2 separate regions of the Homo sapiens genome follow, and region 2 is linked to region 1. Evidence: chromatin loops called from intact Hi-C (ENCODE). Cell type or tissue: gastrocnemius medialis. All regions are shown on one strand. Each heading gives the region's core, and the rest is flanking DNA. Links, peaks and the distances in the headings are about the cores only.

Region 1 (5,378 bases), core at 217-5,216:
TCTCGAACTCCTGGCCTCAAGCCATCTGCCCATCTCAGCCTCCCAAAGTGCTGGGATTATAGGCATGAGCCACTGTTCTCAGCTTTCCCTGGATTCTTGAACAGGGTTTCTGCCTTATGGGACCCCAGCCTAAAGCTAGACATGGACCTTCCTATACTCACATGGAGCAACTCCAGGTTGGAGACATTAATTGCTGCTAGCGGAATTATAGAGCAGGCAGAATTTAAAAGAAAATTCAGCTTGCAATATCGCTGTTAAAATTTACCCATGATCAGGCCGGGTGCGGCGGCTCAAGCCTGTAATCCCAGCACTTTGGGAGGCCGAGGCGGGTGGATCACCTGAGGTCAGGAGTTCAAGACCAGCCTGGCCAACACAGTGAAACCCTGTCTCTACAAAAAATACAGAAGATTAGCTGGATGTGGTGGCACACACCTGTAATCCCAGCTACACGGGAGGCTGAGGCAGGAGAATCGCTTGAACCCAGGAGGCGGAGGTTGCAGTGAGCCGAGGTTGCACTCCAGCCCGGGCAACAGTGGGAGACTCTGTCTCGAAAACAAAACAAAACAACAAAAACCCCATGATCAAAGGCACCACAAACCAGGATACTCCCATGGCTCTTTATGCCTTTTAAGACAAAAACTATCAGCGCGTAGAAAAGGCAGTGAAAATGGCAATGAGGGCTACTAGTGCATTGCCCATTGCTTTTTACTTTCTAGGAAGGAATTTGTCAGTCCAAAAGCAGAAACATAAAGTGACTGCAGCTAGTCTGTGCAGATGCTAAGGACTGACCTTGACCTTCCAGTAGAGTGAGCCTGGACATGATTTGACCTCGTTTTGCAGAGGCTGCCCAGCCCTGCCTTTGAATCTGGCTGTTGATGATCTCCTGATTGAGGAGCAGATCCAGGACACCCAATCTGAACCACTGCAGAGAATTCTTAATCATTCCCAGGGTGGAGCCCTGACCCAAGCTGCACTCACTTTTGCTGTTCTCAAGCATGTCTATATAGGCTTTTGTTGGTGCATTGATTCTTTCACCAGTGACTTGAGCAACTGTTGTGTGCAAAAAAAGCACCCTAATGGCATTTATCAAGGATAGGGAGCGTCAGCAGCATTGTTGACCATATGTTTAGAATCTAACAAAAGCTAGGCCATGGCTTTAGAGAAAACTTGCCAGCAAGTTATCTGCACTCTGTTCTGGTTTAAAATTTGTGTAACTCTGTAAGTGAATGGGATGGGGAGGGGAGATAGTTTCAGAAGAGAATGTTCTCTGAGTCTGTGCATAGTATAGAGTAAGGGGCTTGTGTCCTGAGCTGAAGGTGGAGGAGAAAAGATGGTAGGAATGAAAGGCATGGAAGACATGCTATCCAGTAGCAACTTGGCTCTCACCACCCTCCGTTTCTGACGTTGAAGATGAAATGGGGTTACCCTTCAGGTTTCTCTGCCATGATTTCAGATCAGGGGTTTGGCTTTTTCTGCTCCCTCATCAAACTGATTCTATCCCAGATTAGCCATCCTGAGATCTGCAGGGGAGGAGGAACCAGCAGACCAGGCTTCCCTACTTCTCTTCCCCACTTCTCTTCCCCGATTCCCTCATTTCCCTCAACAAGTAGCTGGCTGCGTTGCTGTTTTCTCTGGTTGCTAAAACAACATTGCTTACTTCTGTCCCACCAACAATCCCAGCCAGAGACTTGAGACTGAGGTGAATACACGAGATGAATTCAGAAACCTCATCCCTGAGATCTTTCACCCGAGTTTTTGAGCCAGCGTCCCACATTGTCCTGGTTCCATTCCCCTCTCAGCAAACACTCTTCATTCATCCCTTTTCCCGTTGGAACTGAAGTCACTAGTTGCTGTAAAATGCCAGCGAGATGTCCAGGCAAAGTGGCATGAGTGAGAGGGAGGAGGCTTCAGAGCTCTTTGGAGGACCAAGAAGCGCAATGGACCACAGGTGCTTCCCCTCAATGCTGCTAAAATAATGAGGGGCAGGCGCTTCCGTGGTGGGTCTTCCTGCAGTCACAACTGTTTCCCAACCGCTGTGTCACACACTCTACTGCTACCCCTTCCTAGCCCAACCTGGCCTGGGGCAGCTGCATTTCAAAGAGAGGACTTCCTCTGTTCTTTATTTAGTCCCAGGCTTAAATTCTACTACATTCAGAAGGGGAGGCGCCGCTGTCGCTGGGAAAGCTGGGCCGGGGCCGGAGGGAGACACAAGGCGGAGATTTCCCAGACCACAGAGTCGAAGTTGTAAAGTTAGAAACCTGGTAGGGAACAGCTGCGGGAGCCTCCTGGGTGGGAAATGTCCTACCTCCCCAACCCCTGCGGCTGCACTTTCACGGGGCTCCCCCCAGGGGGCGCCAGGCCCCGCCTCCACCTTTCTCTGCCTTCTCTTCAGTCGCTCAGTAAATGCCCAGTGTACTCGGTGGGCCAGGCGCTGTGCTGGATCTATTCAAACATAACACACATATTTAATGGAAGGTCAAACATGTTAAGAATTGAAGTACAGTGAGATACATATGATGGTAGACATGAACTAGTGTCCTAGCCAAGTGTTCCTCAAAAGACCCATTCGGACGAAGCGTCCCTCACTAGCCATGACCATTTACTTCTCTTTGTTTCCCTTCTTTCTACCCTAGCCACCACCCCGCAGCACCAGTGACCACTCACTATCTCCAGTGCCTTCTGCCTCAGAGATTGCGAATGAATGGTGCCCAGGCTCTTCCCAGCTGAAGAAGTGGGAGGCAGAGTGCCCAGCTGGAGAGACCAAGCACCCGTCCCTTTAGTTCACAGCAGAGCCAGGGTTTATGACCCCTCCCTGCTGCGACCAACCCCACCCCGCCCCCACTGCCGTGTTTACAGCGCCTTTTCAGCAGTCCCCATCCCACTCCCCAAAGCTGCCAAATGGGTTTATTTTTACCTACTGGGTTGGAAAAGGGGCAAAGGCTGAGGCTGGGGCAGTTCTGTGGCGCCAGCTGGGGCTTAAATACAATGAGAAAGTCCCACCCTGCCAGCTCTGCGTGAAGAGAACCCAGTAGGAAATAAATAGCGCTGTGTGGCCTGCCTGGATGCCTGACCTGCATATGTCTGCCTGGACTCCAGCCCGTCACATGAGCCGAGGCGGGTTAAAAAGAGAGGTCGGGTGATCTCCCAGCTCAGGTATCTGTCCTGGCATGAGGAGCTGTGGGGTGAGGGTGCCAGCTCTTCTTTACAGGGCCTGGTGGACAGGGAGGCCCAGTGGGCAGGGGCAATTCGGGCCAGGGAGGGAGTGGGCCAGGAAGGGAGCCGGACAGGCGGACTTTGCCCCAGTGCCAGTCCGCCTCCAGCTATCAGCCTCCAGCTGTGGGCACTGGGAAAGGGTGATAACGTTCGTAAGGACACTGTGACTGCCTAACGTTGGTAAGGGCAGATGACTGGAAGGGAGAAAAAGCTTGGCAGAAGTTCCAGGACTAAATCTTAATTTGGCCAAAGCCGTTGTTTCCGTCACACCCCACCCGGTGCGTGCGCGCGCACACACACACACACACACACACACACACACACACACACACCATTGCATATCTTTTTCTTTCCCATAGCTTTGACCCCCTTCATGCATTCCTGCCCCCTCCTCCACCCCTTCCAGCTCAGAATGCTAGCATCTGCCTATCTCCAGCAACACAGACACTTCTCCCTCCTCCCACGCCTCTCTCCTGGGACTCAGGCCTGTGGCTGCTTCTCCTTTCTAGGCCTCAGTTTCCCCTTAGGCAGCATGTCTCAGATCCCACTCCCAGGGCCCTCTAGGCAATTTAGGCCAGGAGACAGTGGGAGGCTCCTGGGAGAAGTTTCACTTCTTTTTACTGAAGTTCCAGAACTAGGTTAAAGGATTCAGCAAGCTGAAGACCTCCCTGTTCAGATCTGAGTTCCCTGAGATGTTGGGGGACCTTGAGTCAAGAGGCTCATTTGCTCAGATCCTGTTGCTGAGGAAAGTACCACATATATTGTGGTTGGACCAGTGCAACCCCCAGAACACCTGTTCATTGCAGTGGGTTGGCTGGATAGGGGCGTCTAGGGATCCTGAAGGGACAGAAAACTTGCTCTGTGGGATGATACAGTGCTGTGGAATGGGGAGTGGAGGGAACAGGAGTTGTCGTAGGCCCCAAGATGCCTGAACTCCAGGAGCCCGAGCTAGAGCGATGGCCATGGCATGGGCAGGCAGGACACATTCAATAGCTCTCAACTAGATAATAGTTTTTTTTTGTTTTTTTTTTTTTTGAGATGGAGTTGTGCTCTTGTCGCCCAGGCTGGAGTACAATGGTATGATCTTGGCTCACTGTGACCTCTGCCTCCCGGGTTCAAAGATTCTCCTGCCTCAGCCTCCCAAATAGCTGGGATTCAAGCATGCACCACCACGCCTGGCTTATTTTTTGTATTTTTAGTAGAGACGGGGTTTCACCATGTGGGCCAGGCTGGTCTCGAACTCCTGACCTCAAGTGATCTGCCTGCCTTTGCCTCCCAAAGTGCTGGGATTACAGGCATAAGCCACCATACCCGGCCAATAGAATTTTTTCAAGAGAGAAATTGTCCCTCCTCTGTAAAAAACCAACTACAAGTTTACATATCTAATTGGTCTAGAAAAACAGTGGACATATAGGGAGGGAAACCAGTATAATTTGTAATTTCAAGGACTATTCTGGAACTCCAGACTCCATGGAGATTAATCCTAACACTGGGGACAAATGCCCATTTTCTCTGGTTGGGAAATTTAAGAAATCAAGGTGGAACTGGGCTATATGCAGAAGCATCTGACTTCCTGGAATATAATCAACAAATGTGATTCTGAGCCAGGTTGGGATCAATGCACCAATGTCAAGCAGGCATCTGGGGAGCCCTGACAACATGGAGCTAGATGTGGGGGTCAGAGACATTCCTGAGGGTACTGTATCTAATCCCCCTCAAGGTAGGATAACTGGGTAGTCGAAAGAAGACACCATTTATAAAATGTGGGCAGGGTTTCGGGAAACTACTAAGGGACAGTGAAGTACACCCAGGATAGCCACATGGGGCAGAAGGAAGGGAGTGGTTGCTGGAATCTTAGCGAGCAATAGCGGTGGATGAGGTTGTAGGAGAGAGCTGCCTGCCTGACAGAAGCTGTGGCTTTTGGTAGAGGATGGCAGGCACTGCAACCTCTGGAGAGTGGGGAGAAATCACGGGAATAAATGTGCTGGCCTCATCCTAGTGCCAGCTTATCTTACTCCTGTGCCTCCCATTGGCCTAACTTAATCGGAAGCCACGTCTGGTTGGCATAGTCAAAAAATGCCATCCTTGGCCAGGTGCGGTGGCTCACACCTGCGGTCCCAGCACTTTGGGAGGCCAAGGTGGGAGGATCACTTGAGCCCATGAGT
Region 2 (5,378 bases), core at 162-5,161, 150 kb after region 1:
TGGGATGAGAGGATGGGTCAGCTTTACCTAGAGTCATATGGACTGCAAATAAGGGAAATATCATTTCCCAGAGGAAAATGGGGTTGCTACTTTCAGAAGAAAGGGGGATGAATGCTAGGTAGGCTAAATAACATCACATTGGCAGATAGAAAAGAGCTACTACTCTGAAATATATTCAGGTAGAACTTTTACATCTAAAATACTACAAAAACTCAATAAATAAATAGGCAGGGAGAAAACAAGTCAAGCATTTTTCAGATTTATTTTCCATAACTCTAAATGTGAGAAGACAATGAAACAAAGTATTTTAATCTGTGAAGGAAAGAAGTTGTGTGACCTGAGAATTCTATGCCTAGGTAAATTGTCACTCATAACGTATGCACTCGGAAAATACAATTCCCGGAACTCTCCCTGAGCAAGCCAGTAAAAAATGTATCACAATAAGGATAAATTAGAGTTGGTACAAATTATCACCCAGTCCTATCATTCTACCTCTGAAATATATTACGATTTGGTCCCCTTTCCACTATCAATCTGGTATCGTGTTAGTCCAAGTCAATATCATATTTTATCCGGACCACTGTCACAGCCTATTAAGTTGCCTGTCTCTTCCACTCTCAACCCTTCTAAGCCATTTTGTACATGTCATCCAATGGTCTAGTAAACCAGATCATGTCACTTCCTTGCTTAAAATAATTTTAAAGCTTCTTATGGGTATTAGTTCGTTCTCCCACTGCTATAAAAACATACCCAAGACTGGGTAATTTATAAAGGAAAGAGGTTTAATGGACTCACAGTCCTGCAGGGCTGGGGAGGCCTCAGGAAACTTACAATCATGGCATAAGTGGAAGCAAACATGTCCTTCTTCATATGGTGGCAGGAAGAAGTGCTGAGCAAAGAGGGAAAAGCCCCTTACAAAACCAGCAGATCTCATGAGAACTCACCCACTATTACGAGAACAGCAGCATGGGGGTAACTGCTCCCATAATTGAATTACCTCCCACCAGGTCCCTCCCATGACATGTGGGAATTATGGGAACTACAATTCAAGATGAGATTTGGGTGGAGATACAGCCAAACCATATCCTATGGCATGTAGAGTCAACTCAAGTTCCTTACTATGACCTTCAAGACCTTGCCTGATTCCACCTCTGCAGTTATTCCCAGCCCAGCCACACTATCCTCTACTCACCATGCTATAGTCATATAGCCACTGATCAGTTCTTGCTGTGCACATGCTAAGCTCCTTCTTCTCTCAGGGCCTTCACTCATGCTGTTCCCTCAACCTGGAACTCTCTCCCCTCAACCCTTTCTTTTCCTGGCTCCTTCTTTCTCATTACATCTCAGCTTACTTATATCACCTCTTCAGATGTTCTCTGGTCTCAAAATCTGAAAATAAGTTTCCTTTGTTTTTTTGGCACCCTTATTTCAGACCACTAATCACAAATTGTAGCTATATATTTATGTGTTTAGTTGTGTTACATTTGTCTTCTCTTAGAGTATGAACCCCACAAAAGCAGGGACCATGTTTATTTTATTTGTCACTGAATTCCCAGGTCTTAGCACTGTGTATGACAAAGAAATGGTGTGCAATTTATATTTGTAGGAGGAAGGCAAAAAGAAACATTGAAATGGTGTAACTATATATAGAAGCAAATATATAGAAAGAAGTTATGGGAATTGATTTAACTATAATTTCTAAGGTGATGGTAAACTTTTTTTCTATTAAAGAGATGAACTATGATGTTAAAAAATGGAGCAGAAAGCATATTTAAAACAGTAAATAAACACATTCATTATATAGTGCTTTTGGTTCCTAATTTGGTGCCATAAAAATTGATATAGGCCAGGTGTGGCAGCTCATGCCTGTAATCCCAACACTTTGGGAGGCTGAGGCAGGCAGATCACTTGAGGCCAGGAGTTCAAGACCAGCCTGGCCAACATGGCGAAACCCTGTCTCTACTAAAAATACAAAAATTAGCCAGGTGTGGTGATATATGCCTGTAATCCCAGCTACTCTGGTGGCTGAGGCACGAAAATCACTTGAACCCTGAAGGCGGAGTTGCGGTGAGCCAAGATTGCACTACTGCACTCCAGCCTGAGAAACAGAGCGAGACTCCATCTAAACAAAAATAAACAACAACAAAAAACAAACCATACCAAACAAAAGATATTGACTGATGTGATGTGAAGCTCTGAGAGTAGAATTAACCGTGCATGTAGAGTGACTGTGGCCTTGAAGGAAGGATAGAATTCAGAAAATTAGGGAGAGGTATGAAGGGAATTGTGTGTGTGCGTGTGTGTGTGTGTGTGTGTGTGTGCCCATGTGCACGCATGGTGGGGTGAGGTAGGAAAAAACTAGGTGAGCAGAGATCTGGCACTGAGACAGAGTAAATGGAGTGAGGTGGGAGGGTGAGGAGCCCCTAAGACTTCCAGGTACAAGAAAACTCGCGGTAGGTTAAACTCACAGAGGGTAGTGTAGAAAGTGTTGCCATGAGGACAAAGCATCCACCTTAGAGGGGCTTGTTGCTATGTATGTGTGCCTGCAGTTGACACAAGTCTTAGCAGGAGTCCTAAGAAAAGGCTCCCAGCCCATTTGGTCTGTGGACAATAAGGACCCCTTGTGGTGCAACAAAGAAGGTGAGAGACAGATGTAGTGAAGAGGCTGCAGGGGCTAGAGATGCTGGCCAGGAAAGGACAGCCTGGGTGGGACATCATGAGTGAAGAGGGTGCATGAGGATTCTGTATGACAGAGAAGGAAGGCAGAAGGTTCTGGAAACAAACTTGTACTACTCCCCATGAACTCAAAAGCAGGTCTTGTTTAGGGAGAGAGAGCAAAGCTGCTCTCTGTTCTTGGCAAACAGTCTTTGTATATGTTGATCATGATGTCCCTCAAAGCAGCCCCCATGGGTGTTGCCCCCACTGCTTCACCTAGGAGCTGTGAAGAGTGGTAGATACAGCATTCCTAGGCAGCAGACCTGGGCTGGAATACCTGTCTCTGCTATTTGCTATCTGTGTAAACCCAAGCTGGTTCATTATCTTAAGACTGCTCTCATCTGAAAGGAAGGGATAATAATGCATGATTTCCACATACCTATGTGAGATCTCCACATGTGATAGGCTTTTTAGTCTGTACTGTTAGTTGTACTTGGTGTGGGGTGGGTGGGCATGAACTTCAGAAGATGCTGTCTGTGGGCCTGACCTCCACTGGCTTTTCCTGCAGGTCTTCACTTTAGCTCAGCTTCAAGGGAAGACTCTGTTGGCCAACTGGGTAGAATATTTCTCTGCCCAGCCCACAGTTCTGGTAGGGACTTCAAAAGATGATTTTATACTGCACCATTGTAGACTGAAAAAGTACCATACCAACCTCTGGGCATCTAACTAGTTTTAGGAAAACCACCAGAAAAGGTGAATCTGCCCTCTTGATCTACTGTAAGTAGCATGTAAAGTATAAGGCGGGTTGTGCAATTGGCACTAGATGGCACTGTAGCAGCCTGGGTGCATTAGATGAGACCTGCTTCAAACAAGAAATATAGTAGCTGGGAGGTGGGGTTGGGCCCAGGATAATGATAAGGACAAATTTCCATTAAATGACTTGCAAGATACTGTCCTTCATTTATAATGAGTCTGACAGGAACTTCCCCAGATTCATCAGTAGATTGCATGTTGCAGCTCAGCAATCACCACCAGGTGTGGAATCAACCATCCCAACCACGTTTGTGAAAAACCTTATAACAACTTCACTTGGGGCAGTTTCCTTCAAGGGAATGAATTCTCCTTCTCAAGACCCATCCCAACCTCTCTTTATTGCCACTTGCCTCACCATTAGGGTCGGATCTCACCCTTCTTTGGGGGTTGGAGGGCATGGACAAAGTCCGACTCAGAATAGTTTATACACTAAAAGAAGTGCAAGACTTTACTAATAAATACTGGCAGAATCTTGGGAAATATGTGTGAGAATAGATTCTAAGGGTGTTAGACCAAGGAGGATAGACTATAGCACTGGATTGGATTGAATTTATTGGGGGTATTTATGAGACATTCTGGGTTTAGTGAGCTAGCTCTTGTAACTGGAAGTGGCTCTAAAATTTCTTGGTTGGCTGACTAAACCTTGGACTCAATGGTGGCATATGTTCAATAAGGCTGGAATGCCAGAACTTCCCTGACACAATGTAGAGGAAGGCATCCAAGACTTAAGGAGGAAGGAATGATGGAGTGACTTTATCACATGAAATCTCTACATCTACCAGCCTCACATCCATCCCCCAGAATGCCTAGAGGACAATCCTTTCATAAAGACATTAAGAAACACATTGACGAAGGTAGCACTTGCATCTCTGAAAAGCTCTGTGGTGGCTGTCTTCTATAAGCCAGGTATGATGGTGAAAGACACCTCCATTGAGTTGAATCTCTGATTTTAATAGAAATGATGAGACTCCCATATAGCAGAGGCCAAATGCTATAATTTAACCATTAGAGACAAGGGGACTGCAAATACTGACATAGTTTGGATGCCTGTCCCCTCCAAATCTCATGCTGAAATGTGATCCCCAATGCTGGAGTTGGAGGTGGGGCCTACTGGGAAGTGTTTGGGTCAGGGGGACAGATCCTTCATGAATGGCTTGGTGCCCTCCTCAGAGTAACGAGTGAGTTCTCACTCTATTTGTTCACCTGAGAGCTAGTTGTTTAAAAGAGCATGGCATCTCTCTTGCTTCCTATCTCACCATGTAACATGCCCCCTTTGCTTTCCACCATGATTGGATTCTTCCTGGATCCCTCACCAGAAGCAGATGCCAGTGCAATGCTTCTTGCACAGTCTGCAGAACTGCGAGCCAAAATAAACCTCTTTTCTTTATAAAGTATCCAGCCTCAGGTATTCCTGTATAGAAATGCAAAATAGACTAAGATAAATACCATAAAAAACAGAAAGGGCATAGTGATAATCAAACTGTTTTGAAACCTAGAGATTTTTAGTGAGGCGAATTGATCATGGTGCATCTAGGAATGAAAAAGATGGCCAGCTACTAAAATGTCATCTGAACTATATAAAAAGTTTGGTGACCCCCACCTCTACTAAAAATACAAAAAAATTAGCCAGGTGTGGTGGCAGGAAACTGTAGTCCCAGCTACTCAGGAGGCTGAGGCGGGAGAATGGCGAGAACCCAGGAGGTGGAGCTTGTAGTGAGCCGAGATCTCGCCACTGCACTCCAGCCTGGGTGACAGAGCAAGACTCCGTCTCAAAAAAAAAAAAAAAAAAAAAGTTTGGTGACCAAAAACTTGAGCTGCCTTTCATTCTATTTCCAGACCTAGGCCAGTTCCAGACTTAGAATCTCTTGATTGAAGGTGGACAAATGACGCATCCTGTGGATTTCAGTTAA

The links. Hi-C counts contacts between places; a loop is a spot of excess contacts. Peaks named below come from ENCODE experiments on the same cell type or tissue, not always from the same donor. Only the 100,000 strongest peaks of a DNase experiment are listed, where the experiment ranks them.
Region 2: it touches region 1 in a loop (11-fold over the local background); 5 of 110 quality-filtered maps call a loop at or near these places.

The regions. Positions count from the first base shown.
Region 1 is chr1:206,656,305-206,661,682 of GRCh38, forward strand. No RefSeq gene overlaps it. Among named protein-coding and RNA genes, the nearest start is that of DYRK3-AS1, 23 kb to the left of the region's middle. In gastrocnemius medialis, for the core only: a CTCF peak has its summit at 2,335 (motif pointing right); DNase peaks (open chromatin) are centred at 2,347 and 3,137; H3K4me3 peaks cover 1,105 bases; H3K27ac peaks cover 3,677 bases.
Region 2 is chr1:206,806,205-206,811,582 of GRCh38, forward strand. The region is part of intron 2 of IL19 (interleukin 19); the gene reads left to right. Among named protein-coding and RNA genes, the nearest start is that of IL10, 36 kb to the left of the region's middle. In gastrocnemius medialis, for the core only: CTCF peaks have their summits at 2,623 and 3,490 (motif pointing right); no DNase peak of the experiment used is centred there.